Regions from separate parts of the Homo sapiens genome. Here all the other regions are linked to region 1. Evidence: chromatin loops called from intact Hi-C (ENCODE). Cell type or tissue: heart left ventricle. All regions are shown on one strand.

Evidence for each region. Hi-C counts contacts between places; a loop is a spot of excess contacts. Peaks named below come from ENCODE experiments on the same cell type or tissue, not always from the same donor. Only the 100,000 strongest peaks of a DNase experiment are listed, where the experiment ranks them.
Region 2: it touches region 1 in a loop (16-fold over the local background); 102 of 110 quality-filtered maps call a loop at or near these places.
Region 3: it touches region 1 in a loop (15-fold over the local background); 106 of 110 quality-filtered maps call a loop at or near these places.

Annotation. Positions count from the first base shown.
Region 1 is chr6:41,679,016-41,687,015 of GRCh38, forward strand. TFEB (transcription factor EB) reads right to left here. Exons shown (of 9, transcript NM_001271944.2): 8 at 7,075-7,222; 9 at 4,963-6,063. The coding sequence ends at 5,584. Among named protein-coding and RNA genes, the nearest start is that of MDFI, 45 kb to the left of the region's middle. RefSeq lists enhancers at 3,240-4,066, 4,067-4,892, 4,427-4,506, 4,527-4,706 and a silencer at 4,516-4,810. In heart left ventricle, CTCF peaks have their summits at 3,340 (motif pointing left), 3,548 (motif pointing left) and 4,744 (motif pointing left); DNase peaks (open chromatin) are centred at 3,296 and 4,726; H3K4me3 peaks cover 1,408 bases; H3K27ac peaks cover 1,580 bases.
Region 2 is chr6:41,364,980-41,372,979 of GRCh38, forward strand. No RefSeq gene overlaps it. Among named protein-coding and RNA genes, the nearest start is that of NCR2, 33 kb to the left of the region's middle. RefSeq lists enhancers at 4,480-4,980, 6,260-7,213 and a silencer at 5,618-5,818. In heart left ventricle, CTCF peaks have their summits at 2,881 (motif pointing right), 4,077 (motif pointing right), 4,283 and 6,627 (motif pointing right); DNase peaks (open chromatin) are centred at 4,092, 6,612 and 7,126; H3K4me3 peaks cover 1,912 bases; H3K27ac peaks cover 982 bases; H3K27me3 peaks cover 5,008 bases.
Region 3 is chr6:41,598,844-41,606,843 of GRCh38, forward strand. It overlaps FOXP4 (forkhead box P4), which reads left to right. Exons shown (of 17, transcript NM_001012426.2): 17 at 1-3,541. The coding sequence ends at 93. Among named protein-coding and RNA genes, the nearest start is that of MIR4641, 4.1 kb to the left of the region's middle. RefSeq lists enhancers at 1-565, 4,228-4,522. In heart left ventricle, CTCF peaks have their summits at 2,967 (motif pointing left), 3,170 and 4,392 (motif pointing right); DNase peaks (open chromatin) are centred at 2,928 and 4,408; H3K4me3 peaks cover 576 bases.

The DNA.
Region 1 (8,000 bases):
CAGCTCAAAGTGGGTGCTCAGGGTATGCTGAGTGAATGAGCACCCACTTTGCTCCACAAACCCACCGCATCCCAGCCAGTCTTCTCGCCTTCAGGTTGAGTTAGGACTGTTGTCTGGACAGAAAGGGACCACGGAGCTCTCCCCACCCCACCCTCCATTGCTTAGATGAGCAGCTGGGGCTTAAGATGAAGTGGGCAGGGGCTCAAGAGGTGATATTTAGGTCTCTCTGATGGCACAAGAGCAGGTGTGCCACAAATGTTTGTTGAATGAACATTTGACTGAGTATGAATAAATGAATAAATGGGTGAAAAGCACCACTCCCTGGCCACTTTCAGATCCCTCCAGGGACAGAAATCTTAGGCCTCACAGCAACTGGAGGTATCAATACTCCTGGGGCATTTTCATTTTATAAGCAGAGGCTGGGCACACTATACACCCTGAAAGAGATGGAGAAGCTTCCCAGGCAGCTCCACAGACCTCTGGCTGGTGGAGATTTTCCAGAAGGCCTGGTTTGGGAGGTATTAGGGAGGTCCTTCTTGTCTTCTCGGTATTTCCAGCCAGCTCTGCCACCTCAGTCTGTCCTAACCCACAGTGGAGCTAAGGCATGTCCCTGAAGCCCGTGAGCCTTAGTTTCTCCAAGTGTAAAGAAAGAGGCCATACCCCACATCTCAGCTCTTCAGGCCACCATGGCATGAGGCTTGGTGACATGGCAGCAGGAGGGCCAGACCCGGGGGTGGAAGACACAGGCCAAGGGGAAAGGCCAATACCTGCACCACCCTCAGCCCTGACCAGGTCCGGCCTGTCTTCTTTCATGCCTAACAAGCCCCTAGCTCCTTGGCCACTGCATGGGTGAGAGGAGAGGGAAGGGCCCCCCATCCTGAGCCCTGCGCCAGGGTCCTCGCTGGCGGCAGGCGCCGGTCTCCGGCCTCACAGAAGACAGATAGCTCCCTTAATCACTCTGGAAAAGAACCCCAAGCCGATATAATATTATAATTAATTAATTCACTAAAAAGGTATTAAATTTCTCTCCCCCCTGTGGATATTATCTGAATTCATTGACCTTTAGAAAAATCACCCTCTAATTGTAACCAGGTCCAAAAGCATTTGCAGCCCGTCCCTTTTACATTAATAATATCTTCCCAGACTCGGCTCTGGCTGCTTAAATATTGTATAAATTCCACTGCCCCCCTTGGAAAGAACAGAGCAAAGAAAAAAAAGATGAGGCTGGAGAAGTCTGAGAGGGGGATGGGGCCTGGGCCCCAAGAGGTAGGAGTTCCAGGAGGTGAGGGGGCAGGAGGTACACCCAGGTGCCTGGGAAGGGGCTCTCTGGCGGCTGCAGCTGAGCCAGGCAGCTTGAAAGACAGGGGAGGGGCATGGGCTTTGAGATGGAGCACGGGGCATGGGTTGAGAGCTTGAGTGTTGAACCTGAGGTTAGTTTTTAGGAGGCTATGTGTGTGTTTGTCTGGGGAGAAGGTGTGTAGCATGTATCAGACTCTCATCTAAGTTAATGGCGTCAAACAGTAAAGGAAGAATCTCTGCTTTAAAGGAACCATGGATAATGGAAACATGGCATTCCAAGCAGCACATTCCAAGGCCCTGCAACCCCCTCCCCGGCTGCCACTCCAACTCTAGCCTCCCAGGCCCTGTTCTACAGATGGTGGAGCCGGCCGCCCAGCAGATGCAGTTGGACATGCAGAACTTCCTAAGGCTGAAGAGGTAGGTACTAACGCAGGCCGAGCAGCTGATGGGGATAGACAGATGCAGGAACTGGAGCTGAAGACAGCAGGGTCAGGGGCTGGGGCTCTGTCTGCATCCTCCACCCTCACCACCTCTGCTACCCCAGCAGCCTGGCTCCTGCCGAGGGCCCCACAATGGATCCAAGGGAGCTACTGCTTCTCGTCCTCTTAGCTTTGACCTCTTTCTCTGCTTCCTCTCCCACTGTACGTGTCTGTTTGTTCTCTAAGCCTCCCTAAAATGAAGGGGCTGGACAGGCTCATCCCTCCTGTGTCCACACCAGCCAATGTCCTTACTCTGCCTTTTTATTTTTTAGAAACAGTGTCTTGCTGTATTGCCCAAGCTGGAATGCAATAGCATGATCATAGCTTACTGCAGCCTCAAACTTCTGGGCTCAAGCAGTCCTCCCATTTCAGCCTCCTGAGTAGCTAGGACCACATGTGTACACCACCATGCTTGGCTAATTAAAAAAAAAAAAAATAGAGTTAAGGGTCTTGCTATGTTGCCGAGGCTGGTTTTAAACTCCTGGCCTCAAGCAATCCTCCTGCCTCAGCCTCCTGAGTAGCTGGCATTACAAGTGCAAGCCACCACACCTGGCCCTACTCTGCCTTTTAAAAAAGAATTTCCAGGCTGGGCACGGTGGCTTACACCTGTAATCGCAGCACTTTGGGAGGCCAAGGAGGGCAGATCACCTGAGTGAGGTCAAGAGTTCAAGACCAGCCTGGCCAACATGATGAAACCCCATCTCTACTAAAAATACAAAATAATTAGCTGGGCGTGGTGGCAGGCACCTGTAATCCCAGCTACTCAGGAGGCTGAGGCAGGAGAATTGCTTGAACCTGGGAGGCGGAGGTTGCAGTGAGCTGAGATCATGCCATTGCACTCCAGCCTGGGCAGCAAGAGCAAAACTCCATCTCAAAAAAAAAAAAAGGCCGGGTGTGGTGGCTCACACCTATAATCCCAGCACTTTGGGAGGTTGAGGCTGGCAGATCAGCTGAGGTCAGGAGTTTGAGACCAGCCTGGCCAACATGGTGAAATCCCATCTCTACTAAAAATAAAAAATTAGCTGGGTGTGGTGGTGTGCGCCTGTAGTCCCAGCTACTCAGGAGGCTGAGGCAGGAGAATCGCTTGAACCCGGGAGGCAGAGGGTGCAGTGAGCCAAGATTGCGCTACTGCATTGTAGTCTGGGAGACAGAGTGAGACTTCATCTCAAAAAAAAAAAAAAAAAAAAAAAAGAATTTCCTCCATGGACCTGACACTTGGAAAGGTGTTGTCCACCAAATAAATATTGCTGAAGGATGCATTGCCCTCTTATTGAATCAGAGTCGTTCATAATCACCAGCCAGATTCCATTCCAGCCACAAAGTGAGGGTCCTTCAGGCTGGTCTCAGAAACAGGAACACTTTCTGGTGGCTTATTGAAATACCGGAAGTAGTTCCTGGGCCGGCCTCAGCCAAATCGGTAGGACTGCAGGACTCCCAGGCAGGATGGGAGCCACCCAGGCAGACAGCTTGGAATGTACAATGAAGCTGAGACTCCCCCACCCCCACCAGCCGCGGCGGGCAGCTGCCTAGTCCTGGCCCAGGGCACCCTCTTGTGGACAGAACCCCACTCACACCCTCTGTCCTGTCGAATATGCAGTCCATACTCCAATGCCAGAGGTAGTGGCCAGGCTGAAGGAGCCCAGGGGCAGGAAAGCAGCAGGCAGGTGGAGGCGGGGATATCAGTGATCTTTTTCTTTTTTTTTTTTTTTCCTTTTTAAAAATGTTTTAAATATTTATTTCTTTTTAGCAGACATCTGCTGGCAGGAAGGGCTATCCGTGATCTTGAAGGGCTGTGAGAGGAAGCAGGTGGGCAGCCCTCCACTCCACTAGGTCAATCCCCAGGGTGAAGTGGAAGAGCCAGTGGGGTCGGGAGAGACTTCTCAGGGGCCTGAAGGACCGGCCTTGGGACTTCCCGGAGCCTTCATCCCCCGGCCAAGGCAGGCCAAGCCTAGTTAATCAGGTGTCTCACAGAGTTCAGGGCTTGACCCAGACGGGGCTCAGAGGGGTTTCCAGGGCATGGGTAAGTCCCAGGTGGTGGGGTGGAACCTGGAACTAGGAGGAGGCGCCAGCGCCCCGGCTGGCTCAGGCTCCACAAGGTCATCCCCGGCTCCATCTGACCTTGAGATTAATCCTGCAGCCTGCGCCAGCCCGGCCACCATCAGCGCCCAGCCGCCCGGCCCATTTTCCTTCTCTCCCCTCGCACGCTAATTGCTCAACGTTGATTTGATCTCCCGTTCGGCACAGAGGAAATTGCCCTATTAGCCATTTTCATCCCGGGATTTTTTTTTTTTTTTAAATTAGGCCCCTTCAGCCTCTCAGGGCGATGACGGGGAGCCATTTTGGTCTCTGCCTGAAGCGGCCGTGGAGAGCAGAGGGGAACTGGATGAAGCCCGAAAAGCCCTCTCCCTGTTCCCGCCAGGCACCGGGGCTCGAGCAGCCGCCAGTCGAACCCTGACTGTCCCCAGCCCATGTCCCCCTCCTAGGCGAGGTCATAAACACCAACGTCTCCAAGCAGAGGCCCAAGGACTGCAGCTCGGAGGAAAGGCCGCGCCCAGGCCTCGCTGCCAGAGCCAGAGCGGGGCGGGGGGACCCGGGCCCATAACACCCCACGCGCCGTCCTGGACTCCCATCTCCTCCCTGTCTAGCTCACGGGGGTCCCTTTCCCCAGAGCCCTAGCAGGACGCAGCCCCTCAGTTACCGGGAAGCCCGTCTGGCAGACAGAGCGCGAGCGCCGCCTCCAGAGCGCCCAGCTACAGCTTCTCAAGCCGGGTGGCCGCCCACCTGGGGAGGTCACCCCCAGAACAGGGGTGGGACAGAAGAAGCATGCCCCCCACCCCGGGCCCAGGGTGCCCCAAATAAGCAGCTAAGGGCGGCGCACTTGGTTTGTGAGCAACCCTCTCGCCACATCAACTAGTCTCGCTCCGGCCGCCGCTGGAGGTGTGGAACCGGCGTGGCCGCAGCGCCACCTCGTGGCCGTGAGGAGGGACCGTGCCCCCCTCAGCACCCAAACCCCTCGTCTTCCCCGGGCAGGGCTGAGGCGTGTGACAAGCGTGTTCCCTCTTCCCTGTACCCCCCACCCCGACTCCCTTCAGGCAGCATCCGCACTCTGGAGGGGGCCCGCTGGGTTGAATCCTCCCGTTCGCTGTCAGCCCTAGACCCACTCCAAAGAGACAGGACCAGCAAGTACAAAGCACAGTGTTTACTAAAGGCACAAAGTGAGGGGTCGGAGGGCAGCTGCTCTTCCGGCAGTGACCCCTCCCGCTTCTGGCAGCCCCCGCGCTCACACCACCTGGTGGAGAGCTATTAGCACCAAAGTGGGGGGTGCCCACCTGTGGGAGAGCCGAGGACCAGGCTGCGGGGTGGACCTCCTGCCATCTGAGTCCCAAAAAGGCAGGCCTGAGCACCCCCAGGACCAGTTGCCTCAGATGAGGAGCTTCCCGAACCCCTCAAGCATGTCCTTCACTGGTAATGAGGGGCTCGGGCTCAGAAGACAGGGAATCTCCACCAGGCCCTCTTCTCACCTCTAGAACACCCTGCCCCTCCCTGCCCCGCGATTCCATCTCCGGGAGAGGGGCTGAAGGCCTCTTCCCACTGCGCCAGTCAAGAGGGCTGCCCTGGGGGTGCTTCTCCTGACCCCACAGGCTGCCAGACAGGCACTAAGTCCAAACAGGGGCCAACGGGGAGGAGGGAGGCAGGGCAGGTGGCTACTTCACACACAGTGCAGCCTGAAGGGTGGGAGGGAGGTGCCCCTGGCCCTCCCAGCCCCCAGGCCGGCCCCTGTTCCCTGGCACAGGGGCAGCCAGGGTCACAGCACATCGCCCTCCTCCATGCTGAAGCTGCTCCGGCGGCTGCTGGCCTTGGAGGCCTCGGGGGACATGGTGGACAGAAGTGGATCAGAGGCCAGCGGTAGCAGTGAGTCGTCCAGGAGCATGAGGTCCAGATCCTTCTTGGACAGGCTGGGGAATGGGGAGCCATGCCCCGGCGCCAGGGGTTCGGGGTAGCCCGGGGGACCCTCGTCCTCCCTGCCCCCAAAGCTCAGGCTGTGGCTGAAGTCCAGGTGATGGAATGGGGATGGTGGCTGGGTGGGCAGGGGCAGCGGGGCTTGCGGGGGCAGAGCTGGCAGTGGCTCAGGGTCAGGGACCTCAGCCCCCAGCATCAGGGCCTCCCCTGGGCCCTCTTCGCTAGGCAGCTCCTGCTTCACCACCTGCTGGGCCAGCTCAGCCATGTTCATGCCGGACGGGGAGGTGGTAGGGAGGCCGTGCACTCGAGCCTGCATCTCCAGCTCCTGCAGGGGAGCAGACAGAAGGCTGGGGAACACACCTATGGGCACCAGCCACCAGGACCCCTCCCCTGGGCCTCTATCACAGCACTTGCCCCTGCCCTACGGCACCCAAGACCCAAAGTGTTTCCGCTGGAAGAAAGCATAGGGTAGCTCTAGAGTCTAGACCAGTGTTTTTTCAGACTACAAGTCGTAACTCATTAGTGGGTTGTGAAGCCACCGTAGTGAGTCTTGACCAGCTTTCTATTTTTTTAATTGAAATTGACTTGTCTAGACTAGACTAGAATAGAAATTATTAGAATGCATTGCATCTATTAAGGACGAGGGGAGCGTTACTTCATGAAACTGATTTTTCACTTTGTGCCTGTGTGTGCTAGATTTTAATGTAAATTGTGTCATCTACCATAAGAAAGAGAAACAAGGTGCAGTCCAATTGCCCTTTGTGTAAAGGGCCAGCCTCAGGTCTAAAGAGGACAAGAGGCCCTCAACTCAGAGCCAGGACTAGAACTCTCAGTTCCAGCTGGTAGGGCTGACTCTGCCAAGCTCCTGGTTCTTTAGGTTGGCCCTGTGGAGATTCCTAGTGCCACCCACCAAATGATTCCAGCTCTCTACCTTCCAGGCACATGATAGGTTTGCATTTTCCTGCCTCTTGAGGTTAGAGTACTTGTAGAGTGTGCTTGCATTGGCCAAGCCCATTGAACAGAAGTGACATGTGGCACCTTAAGAGTGACAATGGCTTTAAGAGCCAGCTCTAGATGTGCCATCAGAGAGCTGGGTGCCAGCAGCGTGGGTGCCAGAATGAGGGTCTCACAGAACAGAACCTCCAGCTGATATGTGTTGCTTAAAGATGCTGAGGATTGTTTGTTACCAAAGCAAAACATCCTAACTGATACATCCTCCTTCCTAATGGGCATTATTCCTGTGTCTCCAACTTCAGAAGTACAAGTACTGCCCCTTAGGGCCAGGAGCCAGGTTAAGGGTCAGAGTTACCAAAGAAGTCCAAGTTCAGGACCAGACCTGGATACGGAGCCAGAGCTGCTTGTTGGTCATCTCCAGGCGGCGAGAGTGGTTCTCCAGCTCCCTGGACTTTTGCAGGTCCTTCTGCATCCTCCGGATGTAATCCACAGAGGCCTTGAGGATGGTGCCCTTGTTCCAGCGCACGTCCCTGCAGCAGCAGGCCAGGCAAATTAGAGGTGCATGCTCAGAAGAGTGGCCAAATCCTTGCTACTGCTCTGGTTGCAGAGCTTATGTGGCCTGTCCCAGTCTTACCCAGCAACCCCAGACCTGGAGGTGGAGGTGGCTGATCTCAGTTTGCACAGAATGGGCCCTCCTGGTGACTTCTGTTGCCACTGCCCACTTCATTAATCTCATGAAACCAGGCAATTCAGAGCAGCCTCCTTCCCAGACTACCAAGACTCCAGCCCAGCCTACCTTTCTTTTTTTTTTTTTTTTTTTTGAGATGGAGTCTCGTTCTGTTGCCCAGGCTGGAATGCAGTGCAGTAGCGAGATCTCGGCTCACTGCTACCTCCACCTCCTGAGTTCAATCAATTCTCCTGTCTCAGCCTCCCTAGTAGCTGGCACTGTAGGCACACACCACTGTGCCCAGCTAAGTTTTGTATTTTTAGTAGAGATGGGGTTTCGCCATGTTGGCCAGGCTGGTCTTGAACTCATGACCTCAAGTGATCTGCCTGCCTCAGCTTCCCACAGTGCTGGGATTATAGGCGTGAGCCCGGCCTCTTGTCTGCCAGCCCAATGGCCTTAAGAAAACTTTCTCAGCATGACTGCTCCTCCAAGAAGCCTCCCTTGACCTCAGCCTCACTTCCAGGACAGAAACTCATCTGTCTTGAGCTTTCCTGATTCTTTCCTGATTTGGGAGAGGGAGAGATCTTTTCTCAAATAGATGAACTTCTAGAAGGAATTCTCCTCCCATCCTAGTAACTAGC
Region 2 (8,000 bases), 310 kb before region 1:
AAAAAAATCAATAAATTGGACTTAATCAAAGTTTAAAACTTTTACTTTGCAAAAATCCCTATTAAGAGGATGAAAGGAGAAGCTATAGACTGGGAGAAAATATTTGCACAATGCAGATCTCACAAAGGACTCAAATTCCCAATATAAAAATGACTCTCAAAACCCAACAGTAAAAAAAAACAAATAATCCAATTAGAAAATAGGCAAATGACATGAAAAGACTTTTCACCAATGGCAAATAAGTACATGGAAAGATATCCATACTACTAGCCATTAGGGAAATGCAAAGTAGGACCATGATGAGATATTAGCACATATCTGTCAGAATGGCTAAAATAAAAAATAGTGATGAGACTAAATGCTGGTGACAATGAAGAGCAACTGGATCACTCACACACTACTGGTGGGAGTGTACATGGTAAGCCACTCTGGAAAATAGTTTAAGAATTTATTTTTTAATAAAAATTGTGTATATTTAAGGTGTATAACATGATGGCTTGATATACATAGTAAAACTGATTACTACAATCAAGCTAATGAATATTTTCATTACCTTACATAGTTATCGTTTTCACATGTGTGTGATGAGAATGCTTAAAAGCTACTCTCTTGGCAAATTTCAGATATAAAATACAGTATTTTTAAATATAGTTCCCCTTCTGTACATTAGATTTCTGGAATTTATTCATCCTACCTAACAAACTTTGTACCCTTTGACCAACATCTTCCCATTTCTCCCCACTCCCCATGCCTGATAACCACCATTCTCCTCTTGCTTCTATGAATTTGGCTTTTTCACATTCGACATATAAGTGAGATCATGCAGTAGTGGTCTTTCTGTGCCTGGCTTATTTCATTTGGCATAATGTCCTCCAAGTTTATTCATGTTTTTGCAAATAACAGGATTTCCTTCTTTTTAAAGGGTAACTATGATTCCATTGTGTATATGTACATTTTCTTTATCCATTCATCTGTTGGTGGATATTTAGGTTGATTCCATATCTTGGCTATGATAAATAGTGTTGTAATAAACATGGAGACGTACATATCTCTTCAACATACTGATTTCATTTCCTGTGGGTATATAGCATGAAGAGATATTGCTGGATCACATGGTAATTCTATCTTTAACTTTTTGAGGCACCTCCATACTGTTTTCCATAACGGCTATACCAATTTACATTACTACCAACAGTGTATAAGAGTTTCGTATTTTTTACATCCGTAAGTTTGGCAGTTACTTTAAAAAAACAAACTAAACTTACGCTTACCATAAGAAACACCAATTGCTCTCCTGGGCATTTATCCCAGAGAAATAAAAACTTATGTACACGTAAAAACCTGTAAATGAACGTTCATAGCAGCTTTATTTATAACAGCCAAAATCTGGAAACAACCCAGATGTCTCTCAACAGATAAACAGTTAAACTGCAGTACATCCATAGACTACATGGCAATAAAAGAGAATGAACAATTGATACATGCAATAACCTGAATGGATCTTAAGGAATTTGTGCTGCATGAAAAAGTCTTAAAAGATGACATACAAGGCCGGGTGCGGCAGCTTACACCTGTAATCCCAGCACTTTGGGAGACCAAGGGGGGCGGATCACGAGGTCAAGAGATTGAGACCAGCCTGGCCAACATGGTGAACCCCATCTCTACTAAAAATACAAAAATTAGCCAGGTGTGGTGGCGTGTGCCTGTAACCCCAGCTACTTGGGGGGCTGAGACAGGAGAATCGCTTGAACCCGGGAGATGGAGGTTGCACTGAGCCAAGATCACACCATTGCACCCCAGCCTGGGTGACAAGAGCAAAACTCCATCTCAAAAAAAAAAAAAAACAAAAACAAAAAAAGCCATACTCTGTGATTTCTTCTATATCACATTCTCAAAATGACAAAATCACAGAAATGGGAAACACATTAACGGTGGCCTGGGGCTAAGAATGTTGAGAGAGGGAGGACTGGGCATGACCACCAAGGGATGGCAGGGAAGAGGTCTTTGGGGTGATGAAATGGTTCTGTGTCTTGATTACTGCGGGGGCTACAAGAGTCCACACGTGGGTGAAAGTTACCTGGGACCTCTCTGTACTACCCTTGAACTTCCTATATGCTATAGTTTCAATGTTTGTTTCCTCCTAATCTCATGTTGAAATTTAATCCCCAGTGTGATGGTGTTGGGAGTTGGAACCTATTGGGGGGTGTTTGGGTCATGGGGGTCCTTTGATTCATGGATTCTTCATTAATACATGCATGCCCTTGGAGGAGTGAGTACTTAACTCTATTAGTCCCCGAAAGCGCCGATTGTTAAAAGAGTCCAGCACCTCCCTCCTTGTCTTGCTTCCCCTCTCACCATGTGATCTCTGGAAACACTGGCTCCCCTTTGCCTTCTGCCATGAATGGAAGCAGCCTAAGGCTTTCACCAGATGCCCAATCTTCCAGCCAGCAGAATTGTGAGCCAAATAAATCTTTTTTCTTTATAAAGTACCCAGTCCCACGTATTCCTTTACAGCAACACCAAATGGATTGGGACACTATGAATCTATAATTATTTAAAAGTTAACAGCTTTAAAAATTGATTGTCAAAGTCATTTTGTGTCTGTCTTTTTTACTTTTAAAATATGAATCCATCACGCTAAATGGGGGCTCCTCTGGCTCCTCACAGGGCATTCAGCGTTTGGTGGGGGCAATGACCCTGGGTTTATGCGGACACAATTCCAGGATGTTCTGCAGCCAGATCTTTCCCGAAGTTTCACATCTCTCTTCCAGGACACCTGCTGTCTCTAGAAGGAGCATCCCTCTGGAGAAGGAAGGAGAGAAGGCAGAAAGTGGCCGCAGCCTAGTGGGAAGGAGACCAGTGACAGCTGCATCCCAGCCCACTAGGGAGCAGCAGAGGATGGAGAATGGTTCTCAGCTCTGCACTGGAGTGGGTGGAATCTCAGGCAGGAGAAGGGGAGGGGCTCTGCCCAGAGACCTTTCCCCAGCCTGACCACTGCAGGTGCAAAAGCAGCTTGAGCATTTCCAATGCCTGATAAAGAGGGAGCCCAGCTGGGCTCAGTGGCTCAAGCCACTAATCCTGGCACTTTGGGAGGCTGAGACTGGAGAATTGCTTAAGGCCAGGAATTAGGATTCAAGACCAGCCCAAGCAACATAGCGAGATTCCATCTCTACAGAGATTTTGAAAATTAGCTGGGTATGGTGGTGCACACCTGTAGTCCTACTTAGAAGGATGAGGTGGGACCATCACTTGAACCCAGGAGTTTGAGGCTTCAATGAGCCATGATTGTGTCACTGCACTCCTCTAAATTAATTAATGAAAATGAAACACGAAGGAAAGAGCCCTATGCCAAGCAGAGGTCTCCTGACCTTGGGATTAAAGATGGAGAAGAACTGAGGTCGACTCAGTGTGGTCACCCATTCCATGCTCTTCGTTTGTTCTGTCTGAGTATCTGAGGTCGCAGGAGTGCCCCACTCAGAACAAAGCACCTTGTTCTTCACCTTCAGGGATAAGATTGCTCAAGGAGCCTGAATCCCAGAGAAAGGACAGAGACCTCTAACTCCCCATCCATGCAACATGCATGATAGAGTTTCCCAGCTGTCCCTGAACCGGTCTCAACCTGCAGGCCCATGAACCCATCTGAAATGGGCTCAAATGGAGAATGAGAAAGGACCTTGGAACATTCCCAGAGACTAATTTGGGAGCTCAGTACATCAGCTAAAGGTATTTTCTAGATGATTCTTCAGAGCCAAGGAGAGGGAGAGCTCCTGGCCTAGGATGGAAGCCAATATTTTACTCTTCTCACACTCTGTGCACCAAGAGATGGTGTGAATGTGAGAGAATCACTCTGCAATTTTACTAGCTCTATGTTCTTAATCGAAGTGCATTGCCTCTCTTAGCCCCAATTTCCTTATCTGGATAGTATGGGAAATGACAGTTCTCTCTTCTGGAGTTACTCTATTGATTAAATAAAGTAAGTGAGACGCCGTGCAAAACACCTGGCACCTGCCAGGCAATCCGTAAGCCTTTTCCTGCGCCCCCTGTCGGCGCTGGAAAAGTTCTGTATCTTGTATCAACCCCGGCTGCAGTATCCTTCATAACCACCAGGAGGCGGTGTGGGACCACGGAGCCTGCTTTGCCCACAACTAGACTCACTGGGGGAAAGGAGAGAATTCCTCCGCCTAAGGAGCAGCGGAATTGGAGCGCCAGAATTGGAGCGCCAGAGAGACACCGGATCTTACCTTCTTGCGCTGGAGTTGCCCACGCTGTCTCCATAGCACGAAAAAGAACCAGGGTAGGCATAGCAAAGGCAACAGGTGGGACGGGGAGCCAGGGAGTGGAAACGCCGGAGGTCCTCAGGCTGGGGATCCCGGAGTCCTCGCTCAGATTCCGATTCCGGAGAAGGCCAATTCCGGGACCCTATCCATGTCCCATTCCGGGCACCTTCCTCAAAAGTAGGGGTGGGAGGGGCATAAGCCGGTCAAGTATTTCCCGGGCCTTCCGGAGCAATCTTGCCTAAGCGTTCATATTTAACGCATTGGACTGGGAAACATTTGGAGATCATTGATTAAGAAATACTCAAACCTGGGCCGGGCGCGGTGGCTCACGCCTGTAAATCCCAGCACTTTGGGAGGCCCAGGCGGGCGGATCACCTGAGGTCAGGAGTACAAGACCAGCTTGGACAACATGGTGAAACCCTGTCTCTACTAAAAATACAAAAATCAGCCCACCGTGGTGGTGGGTGCCTGTAGTCCCAGCTACTCGGGAGGCTGAGGCAGGAGAATCGCTTGAACCCGGAAGGCGGAGGTTGCAGGGAGCCGAGATTGTGCCACTGCACTCCAGCCTGGGCGACAGAGCAAGACTCCGTCTCAAAAATAAAAAAATATATATACTCAAACCTGAAACCCATGGATAAATTAAATTCTCTAGTCTTTGTTTATCGTTTTTGAAAACAAAAATTGCATTTTTTGACAGGGTTTTACCATTGCCCAGGCTGAATGCAGTGGCACAATCACAGGTCACTGCAGCCTTGACCTCCTGGGCTCAAGCGATCCTCCCACCTGAGCCTCCTCAGTATAGCTAGGACTACAGATGCGCACCACCATGACTGCTAACCTTTTAGTTTTTGTAAAGATGGGATTTCCTTAGATTGCCCAGGCTGGTGATCCTCCCACCTCGGCCACCCAAAGTGCTGGGTTTACAGGCATGAACCACCACACTTGACCCACATCGTTCTCTTTTTAAAAAAATATTCCAGCCCGGCACGGTGGCTCATGCCTCTAATCCCAGCACTTTGGTAGGCTGAGATGGGAGGATCCCTTGAGGTCAGCAGTTTGAGACCAGCTTGGCCAAGATGGTGAAATCCGTCTCTACTGAAAAAAATTTTTGTTAAAAAAATGCCGGGCCTGGTGGCGGGTGCCTGTAATCCCAACTACTTGGGAAGGCTGAGGCAGGATAATCACTTGAACCCAGGAGGTGGAGGCTGCAGCAAGCCGAGACTGCCCCACTGCACTCCAGCCTGGGAGACAGTGAGACTCCATCTAAAAAAAAAAAAAAAAATCCACTGGCTTCCCATCACACCTAGTATATAATTCAAGACACTCTCTCCCTCATCATGGCCTACAAAACGCTACAGAATCTGACCCTCCTGACTTTCCATTGACCCTCCCTTTCACCTCCACCCTCTCTCCTCCTTTTTGAGCTCCATTCCAGGCACTTTCCACATCTTAGGCCACTGCATTTGCAGTTCCCTCCGCGGGGACCCTGCCCTTTCAGAAGTCTGCATGGCTCATTCTCTTCTGGGTCTCTGTCTCCTCCCCAAGTTCCTCTCTGGCCCACTTCATCTTTCCTTCACAGCACAAAGGGCTGTCCTGCCTGATACCATGTTGTGTGACTGTGTTTATCTGTTTCCTGTCTTTCTGACCCAGGAATGTATAAGCGCCCTGAGGGATGGGATCTTGTCTTCCTGTTGCTCAGTCATTTAATAGGTACTTGCTAAGTATTTGTGGAATGAGTGAATGACTTAATTAATCTACAAGCTGTGGAGACTCAGGAAGGATCGTGATAGTGACAGCTGTTGGTAAATTTAATTCAATATGTATTGTGCGCTTATTTTGTGCCTACTGTGTGGCATTCAGCATCATCTTGTTGCTGCTATTCATTGTGGTGAAGAGAATACGGCAGCAGGTAAGTCTGATCTGGGCCCAGAGCACAGACCGTAGGCGCAGCTCATCTCTTCATTGCTTTCTCCCCATTCTTGGAGTGGCAGTAGGAACCCCCACCCCCCCCCCACACACACACACATACACACACAGAGAGAGAGAGAGAGAGAGAGAGAAAGAGAGAGAGAGACGGGACAGCCTCCTCTATGCACTGCTTCCTCTTCCCCAGCCCTGCTCCCTGCATCCTTCCCTCTGGTCCTAGTGTCCTGGTGTCTTGAAGATGCTGGGTAGTTAGACCGACATCCCTCTCCCTCTCTCACCCTGGGCTCTGGGACGCTGGCCCTGCTTCCCCAGAGAGCGATCGCCCCGGACTTGTGCCTGTGTTCCGGCCTAGGGCAGCCGGAACCTCCCGATATCCCCAGAGGAGTCTCAGGACAGCGCACAGGGAAGTACTGGCTTGGAGCTGCGTGTTCCTTGGGCGGCCGGCGGAGGGCGAAGAGCAGGAAGAGCCCGGGGGACGACGGTAGCAGAGTGTTGGGGAGGCCACAGACGCGGACTGCGTGGAGAAAGCACGCACCCGGGCCGCAGTAGCCGGGCAGGGGGACGGCGGAAAGCAGCCCTCTCTGGAACATTTTATTCTGATCCCCGCAGGACTCCCCCGCGAGCCCCGGCTTGAGCAGTCGTGTAACAAGTGTGCGATTGCGCGTGCGACTGGTGTGTGCGCGTGGGCACTTACACGTTCCCGGGGAGGCTGGGGGCAGGAGCTTCACTGTTCACACAAAGAGCGCTTAGAGGAGGAACATTTAAGTTTGGGGGCAAAGAAAGAAAAAAGAGTTAAAGGTTTAGGAGATGGGGGAGGAGGATGGGGCTTAAGGACGCGGTGTTGCCGCGGCTCAGCCATCGGGGCGGGAAGCTCGGGGAGGGAGAGCGCCTGGGCCCGCTTCTCGCCTATTCTACGCAGAACTTTTCTCTCCTCCTTCTTCCCTCGCTCTGCCTCTCTCGGGGCGGTCTCCGGGGACTGTCTCTCACATCCATTCTCCTCTCCTCCTTGATTTATGCTGCAGAGTGGAACGACCTTCCCTGACCTCATTTTCATGTCGGCGCGAGCACACCCGGAGCCGGCTACGCACATTCCGGAGGAGGCGCGCGCTGACACGCACACACACACACACACACACTCGAGACACTGCAGGGCCCTGCCCATCCTCGAGTTCACACCAGCCCCGCCACTATTATGGGCACTGCCGGGGCTGTGGACGCTCAAAGAATAGATCCTCATTAGCATCTTGCTTTGAATATCATTTGCATTTTATTCATTTCATGTCAAAACGCTCAGAACTCTCCCCAGCCCGCACCTTCCCCAGAGCTTGGGAGTCATGGGTTTCCAGCTCAAGCCCCTTCTCTGTGGGCCCCACGCTTGCTGGCTACCCCCACCCCACCTACCCTGCGCCACAGCCCCCACAAAATGAATTGACGTCTCCTAAGCACTTGGCAAGTTCCATCTCCTGCGCTAGGGTGCATTGTCTCATCTAATCCTGACAGCAACTCAAGGAGCAAAGCACTATACTATACCCATTTGAGAGTCGAGGAAACTGAGTCACAAAGGTGACTTGACCAAGGTCGTGGAGCTAAAAACCGAGGAGGAGAAACTGAAACCCAAGGCGACCAAACACCAAACCCAAAGAGCTTAACCGCTTCGCTGCCCCGGCTCAGGCAAGGTCAAAGCTAAGGTATGATAACTCTGGCAGGAGAAAGTCTGTTTTCCTACGTGGTAGAAAGTCCTTGGGCCCGCCACGACCCTTCCCCCATCCCGGCCGCTGGGGCACCGGGGCACATTCC
Region 3 (8,000 bases), 80 kb before region 1:
GGGCCTCCCCTGGGCGCCCCTAACCCCAGCGCCTCGGGGCCTCCGGAAGACAGGGACCTGGAGGAGGAGCTGCCGGGAGAAGAACTGTCCTAAGGGCCTGTAGTGACCGGCAGGGCTGGGGTGAGACCCCTCCCTTCCAGAATCCAGGCCCCATCTCCCCCAACTCCACAGCCCCTCCCGAGCCTCAAGGCAAGTCCAGGACTCAGACCGGGGAGGCCCGGGCCAGCAGCTCCCAGTGTGACCTGACAAAAACACGTAGGGGCAGGGACGGTCCCCACCCCCAGGGACACAACCCCTGGTCTTGGACCAGTAGAGGACACGGAGGGTTCAGACCCCTCCTCAGACCCTCCCCACATCTGAAACTGCCTCCCCCCAACCACCAGCAGCAGCAGGGCCCTCCTCCCCCACCAGCTCTCCCCACAGGGCCCCTCAGCATCATGGAGACCCGCAGGCGGGGCTTAGCCACCCCTCAAACCCAGGGCCCCCTGGCACCTGGCTCTGGCCGTGTTTTCTGGCCAGAGGCCCCCACTTTCCTAACTCGTGCTCCCTTCCGCCTTCTTTTCCGTACTGTGAAGAAAGAACTCTCCACCCCAGCTCCCACCCTGCCCTGGCCTGGGTGGAGGAACTGTGCCTCCATCCCCAGAAGAAACAGCCCCCTCTGCTGCTGGGGTGGGACTGTCTGTGTGCCCTGTGGGGGTCCGTGTGAGCAGGCCCACCTGGCTCCAGACCCGCCCCCAACCTGAGACAGAACCAGGCTGAGCCAGGCCTCCACCCCCACCCCCGTTTGCTGGGGGCTCCTCCAGCCGCCCCCATGGGAAGAGGCCTGGTACCGCCTCACCCACAGAGGTCTGTGCCAGGTGCGCTTCTGCAGGTGGAGCCAAGCTCTCCCTGAGGCCAGAGGCGGGGCCTGGGCCGGGAGCCCAGGGGAAGGCCAGGCTGGACCCCGGCTCCACACCCACATCCAGCCTGCAGGCCTCTCTGCAGTCCTCTCACCCTCCCTCAGCTCCCCTTCCTCTGCAGTCACCCTCAGCTCCCCTTCCTTGCCCGCCTCTCCCCCCGCCGCCCCACCAGTTAAACGGATGACCAAAGACCTTTCTTATGCCGGAAGCAAAAACCAAAACTTTTTGTTGGCTTTTTCCTTTGTCGCCTCCCCAGCACCTGCCCTCCCAGTCTCCCACCCCGGCCCCAGGCTGGAAGCCCTCCCTCCACTTAAGTTATTGTTTTAAACCAAAGTTTACAGTGTCTGTTGGTGGCCAAGACCTTCTCTCTCCACCCCTCCTCCATCCACCCTGAGGACCCTGGGGCTCAGTGGAGGCAGGGCCCTGCCCCCCTCCCTTCCGCTCCTGCCCAGCCTGGGGGAAGGAGAAAGGAGGGGAGAAAGCGGGCTCTCACCCCCTCAGGAGTGGGCACGGGAGCCCTTCTCCCTGACCCTGGGCTGCTTCCTGGGGGCTCTCCAGACCCCTCTCTAGGACCAAGTCACCCGTCGTGCTGGGAGTGTGGATTCTAGCAAAAGAGCTGGAAAAAAGTCAGACTCTCCACAGACCCCCTATGGGGGACCCCCAACTCAAGGCCAAGGACTGGGCGTATCGGATGCTCATAACACCCCTGGCCTGGCCCCTTTACTGAGAAGACTCCTTGGATATTTCCCAAGAACCCCCCACATACACCCCTCACAAGCCACCCCTCCTGAGAGGCAGGGGGCCCTCCGCCCCCTCCCCATGTATTCCCCACCTGTGTTCCGTTTGACCAGCACAGAAATATTAAACGTCCTCTATTCACCGGGCCCTGTGTGTGTCACCGAGGTGCGGGAGGGGAGGAGCATTAAAGCTGAAAGATCGCTCTGCTCGGGGAGCCTGGGCAGAGCAGCAGCAACGTGAGGGTCGCTGTGGTGGTGGTTTCTGTGAGTGGATGGAATGAGCAGCCCTGCAGGGGCGCTGGGCATGTGCCCTCACTGTGGACAGGGCCCACCCACCTCCGGTTCCCCTGTGCCTCCTGTCCCTTCCACGCTTAAACAGGGTTCTCTGTCATTTTCCTGTTTTCTTCCAGAGTCCCAATCCTTTGCCCTAGTTCTTTCACTAGTTTGAAATCCAAGTTCTTGCCAGAGTGTTGGAGCAAGGCAGCTGATTTGCTGCAGGGATGGAGAGGACCACCGCCGCAGGGTTCTTTTACCTGTGCCACCAGCTCTGGAGACATCCACACCCATTCCCAGGTGTCCTTCCAGGCCCATTGTCCACGTCTTCAAGGGGGCTGCCTGGATAGGCGTGTGTGTGTGTAGTGCCCAGGTGTGGTGGTGGCATCCTGAAGCAGTAGGACCATTAGTGTGCGTGCACACCCACGTGGCACACTGTGTGGTGACCATGGTCATCATAGTGGGCTCACGGCGGAAACGGGATCATTCAACCTATACAAAGGGGACCCTGGATAGGCTGCAAGGAAAGAGGCCAAGGGCCAAGCTGCTAAGCCAAAGATGGCCCCTGACACCTCCCCCAGCCCCAGCACACCAGCCTGCACCTCTTATCCCGTGTTAAGTCCTGGTTCCCCACCTGCTGCCCCTCCTCAACACAGAGCCCCTCCCGCCGCCTCAGACCCCTGTGCACATCCCCAGGGCCTCAGCCGTCTCATTGGTCTTTATTTTTTATTTTTTTTAAGATGGAGTTTCGCTCTTATTGCCCAGACTGGAGTGCAGTGATGCTATCTCGGCTCACTGCAACCTTTGCCTCCCAGGTTCAAGTGATTCTCCTGCCTCAGCCTCCCAAGTAGCTGGGATTACAGGCGTGCACCACCACGCCGGGCTAAATTTTTTTGTATTTTTAGTAGAGACGGGGTTTCTCTATGTTGGTCAGGCTGATCTCGAACTCCCGACCTCAGGTGATCCGCCAGCCTCAGCCTCCCAAAGTGCTGGGATTACAGGCGTGAGCCACTGCACCCGGCTCTCACTGGTCTTACGCCACCTTCTGGACACTCCCTCCTTGAGGGCAGAAAGGAGTCCCAGGCCTGTCCCTAGGGACAAGGCCCAGGGAAGAGTGTATTTGGGGAGCAGGGGAGGGGAGGGTGTTGAGAAAGCTGAACTGGAGTCAATCACCCTTCCCACAAATCACCAAACTGCTGGAACTCTCCAGCCAAATGCTGGGAGAAGGACCTGGAGGGTGAGTCTTTGCTGACCTCTCTCTACTCTCAGGCATGTCTTTTGTCCTTTTCGTCCATCTATTTCTGTCTGTCGCTCACTCGCCCCGCTTTCTCTGTCTCACCTTCATCCACTCTGCAGGCCTGCTCCACCACAGCCCTAATCCTCTGGACGCTTGTGTAGGGCCTGGGGTGAATTCCCTGTCCCCCATGGTACCTCGAGAGGGGCTGGGGAGCTCAGCTTGGTCTCAGAGTCTCCCCACCAGATACTGTTTAAAAAAGTAGCACTGATGTGTTTTGTAATCTGCCCCTCCCAGCCCTCCGTGGAGGCTGCCAGGGCCTTGTACGGTAAACCTAGCTGCATGTAATCTGTGGACAATGGCATTCTCTACAATGCAATAAAAACAATTACCCATGATTTTGCTGCGGCCGCTTCCCCTTTCCCCTTCTTCCCCTCCCAGCTGGGACCTACCAGAATGCCCCAGAGAATCCTTAGGTGTTGGCTGCCAGTCTCCCAGCCCCCTTACTCTGCCCCCTTGAAGAAGTAGTCAGTTCTGTGGACCAGCCCCGGGGGCATTCTTCCTATGCCAGACTCTGGAGGGACAAGACTGCACCTAGCTTTATTCTCAGGACCGTCCTTCCCGCGGTCTAACTTCAGTTTCTCCTGCTTCAACTAGAGTCCTCTTTTTATTCCTCTCACAGGGATATAGTGAATGGTCAGTGCATTTGCAGGTGGGGTGATGATCTATTTTGGACACTGGTACAGGAGAGGGTCTTGCAATATAAGAAACAAGAGCTGTTATGAACCACCACCTTCTGGGTGCATTGGGCTTATAGACTCAGTAATTTATTTTCTTCCTGATCTGACATCCTACATGGGGCAGCCCTCCCACAATTATTACCTTATTCGAAGTATGAACCAACATGTCCACCCCACCCCCAACCCCCATCACGCTTTGCCTCAGGAAGCGCTGCATGCTGGGTATGTAGCTTCTCTCCTTTCTACTGTTAACTCACAGCCAGGGAGTAGGCTGTTAACTGCAGCTGGCAGCTTGTCCTGGTCTTAGCATTGCTGAGCCCTGTTGGGGAAGCTATCTTTGGAACCTGGGGAAAAAAAAAAGAGAAATACTCCAAGCCGGACGTTTTAGGGGTGGGATAAGTAGCGCTCTGCGCTCTGCATCCGACAGAAGTCCCCCTTCCCCTTGGCACTCAGCACTTCGCTCCCCCACCATGAACTCGCCACCTTGCCCAAGGCCTTCTTGCCGATGGTCAGCAGAGGGCGCTTTAAACAAAGCAGACCGGCTCCTCTGGACAAACTTGCCTGTTTCCGGGGCACAGAACAACTTCCCTGAGAATGCCAGCCGCCGTACAGCGGAGGGCTCAGTACCTGTTTTTAATAGTAATAATTATTAACAGTTAATGAGCCCTCATTATGTGCCAGGCACTATCCTAGAAGCTTTATATTTCATTTCATCCCCAAAACGACTCTGAGTTAGGTATTATTATCCCCATTTTATAGATGAAGAGACTGAGGCAGAGTCAAAGAGATGAGCAGATAAAGCATTAAGAATAAAGAATCTTTGCAGATGAGCAATCCGGGTTCTGGGTTTAAAAAAAAAAATGAACCTGTGGCTGACGGTGGGGAAAGAGAAGAGGGAGACCCTGTGGTTTGCCCCTGCTTTCTAGTGACACGATTTACTTTGGTGATCGCTGCTTCCCTCCTTCTCTGGAGGCTCCGAGTGGGGAAATGAGGCTCCGAGCGCCTCGAAGCTGGGAATTAGGCCCTGGCTTCTGAGTTCCCCAGCTGCCATTCTACTCTAAGCAGAATAAGGTAAATTGATCTTGAAACAGTCACTGAAGGACAGAGTGAGGCAGAGAAGTCTGAATTACCCTATAAAAATAATCAGACAGGGGCCCTTCTGATGGGACGGTGAGGCAGAGCAGTGCAGACAAAGATCCCCCTGTCTGTGGTGGGGACTTTAAAATGACACCCCTCATGCACAGCACACACCTTCACACACACATGCACATGCTACTACCCGATATACTGACACCAGAGGTCCCTTCCATCTGCAGTCATCTCTAGGTGACCAGAAATGGACCCCCAGGGTGGGACATCCCACCACACAGAACCCCCGACACCTCACTGGCCTGCAGTCTGCATCCGCCTCAGGATCAAAAGTTTAGAAAAACAGCCCCTCCTGAGAAGGCAGTCATGGTGGCAGCCCAGGCTGAAAGGCCCTCTGTCCTAGCCAGGAGGGGCCAGGGACAGGGCGTGGGGGCTGGCAACCTTCAGAAGACTGGCTGAATTAACAGGGACAGTGCAGTGGTGGGCTGGGTAACCAAGCTGGCACTCTGGGCTTCTGGCCCTGGCCCTCCCACGAGGGCCTCTCCTGCTCTGGGACCTGGAATGCAGGCCTGTCTATACAAGGCCACCATGCTTGGGCTCCAGGAGTGGGCCAGGTACAGGGGGTAAGGGTGGGTGGTCACCAGAGAAACACAGGGTGGGTCTCTGTTCTCTGAGAGCTGCTTCTCTGGCTGGGAAACAGATGGAGATCAGCCGACTGTCATGTGCTGTGAGGGAGTAAACACAAGGGTTCAAATCCTGGCTCTGCTGCTTGCCAGGTCTGTGGCATTGGGAAAGCCACTGGACCTCTCTGGGCCTCAGAGTTCTCATTTGTAGAATGGGGTGGAGTAATAATCTCTACATCACTGGCTTGTTGAGAAGATTAATGATATATAAAAAGATGTCTGGGCCGGGTGCGGTGGCTCACGCCTGTAATCCCAGCACTTTGGGAGGCCAAGGTGGGTGGATCACGAGGTCAGGAGATCAAGACCATCCTGGCTAACAAGGTGAAACCCCGTCTCTACTAAAAATACAAAAAATTAGCCGGGCGCGGTGGCGGGCGCCTGTAGTCCCAGCTACTCGGGAGGCTGAGGCAGGAGAATGGCGTGAACCCGGGAAGCGGAGCTTGCAGTGAGCCGAGATTGCACCACTGCAGTCCGCAGTCCGGCCTGGGCGACAGAGCGAGACTCCGTCTCAAAAAAAAAAAAAAAAAAAAAAAGATGTCTGGTGCATAATATGCCCTCAATACATAATGGCTGTTAATAAAATGGAGTCCTGGGTGCCAGTCACCATAGGGGCTCAGAGGGACCTAAGTGCTTACTGGGGACCAGTGTATCCTGGAAGACTCCCTGGAAGAGTTCTGGAGCTGAGGAGGGGAAATTTGGGTAGAAAGAGGGGAGAAGAAAGAACATTCTAGGCCTGCAGGGGAACTGAGATGGAGCTTAGGGAAGGTTAATGTGGAAGAAAACAAAAAATTAAATGGAGGCAGCAGAGACAGAGGCCGAGGCAAGGAGGTCAACAGGGTCTTAGAAACCTGGCCCCGGGGCCGGGCGCGGTGGCTCACGCCTGTAATCCCAGCACTTTGGGAGGCCAAGGTGGGCGGATCACAAGGTCAGGAGATGGAGACCATCCTGGCTAACACGGTGAAACCCCGTCTCTACTAAAAATACAAAAAATTAGCCAGGCGTGGTCGCGGGCGCCTGTAGTCCCAGCTACTCAGGAGGCTGAGGCAGGAGAATGGCGTGAACCCGGGAGGTGGAGCTTGCAGTGAGCCGAGATTGTGCCACTGCAGTCCAGCCTGGGCAACAGAGCGAGACTCCGTCTAAAAAAAAAAAAAAAGAAACCTGGCCCCATCCCTGTCATTACCAACTGACTGGCCCTGGGCTTTGGGCAGGTGAATTGGGGTGTGGTTTCCTATAAAGTGGCCCTAGGACTCCCTGACTACTCAGAAGGTTAAGGGGAGAATTACCCGACTTGGTGGCATGAGCATGCCCACACCTGCTAATGCCAGTAAGTGGCGATGCTGCTGCTGCTGTTGATGCCACTGGGGAGTTTCCATCCACAGAGGGACTGTCTTGGACTTAAATAGGTACTTCACAGGTGTGGCAGGGGCCAGTGAGTGGTGCTGTGACCTTCAGAGGTGTGCAGAGCAGAGCCATAGAGATTCGACTTAGCAGGAAAGTTTGCAAGGCAGGGGATAGCTGAAAACACACAGGTGGACTGGGCAGGACACCTGGGGACAGCCAGGAAGGCTGGACAGGGAGACTGGGTTACTGGGAGGTGATAGTGGAAAGGCAGGCACCAGACAGGGGAGGACCCCGGAGGTCAAGCTGGGGACCAAGCTGGGGCTTGGGGGAGCTGTGCCCACAGGGGCATTTAGAGCAGAGAAGTAACAGGATTGACCTGAGATTGGGGGAATAGGCCAAGTGGAACCATATAGGGTGACAGGAGCCAATTAGGTGACTCTTGGGATTGTCCAGGTGACAGATGATGAAGGCCTAAGTAGGGTGGGGGGTTGCTTTGGAAAATAGTGTCAGGAGGCTTTTTGCAAAACAACAGAGTAAAAGAGGGGCTGTTGGCTACCTGAGAGAAAGGAGGTCAGGAACGAGCTCAACGGGGTCTTCCTAAATGTCTATTCGCAGGAGAGAGGGAAATCAAGTGTGGCACATTTGACAATGGAATATTATATTGCAAAGAGAATAAATAAAGAGCTCCCATCAGCAGGGTAAATTTGAGCAAAAAAAAAAAAAGTAAGTTGAAGAAAGATACATAGAGACTGTTCTCATTTGTATAATGTTTGAAAACATGTAATAATTCTATATATCATGTATGGGCACACATGTAGCAAACATTTAAATAATTTGTAGGAATGATAAATAACAAATTCAAGATGGTGGCTGTCACTCTGGGGAGGGGGATGCAATGGGGAGGAGTATTCAAGGGGCTTCAAGTCTGTTGGTAATGGTTAGTATTGGAGCTGGGTGGTGGGAACACAGAGGTTAAATCTGTTCTTCTCTGTACCTTTTTGTGG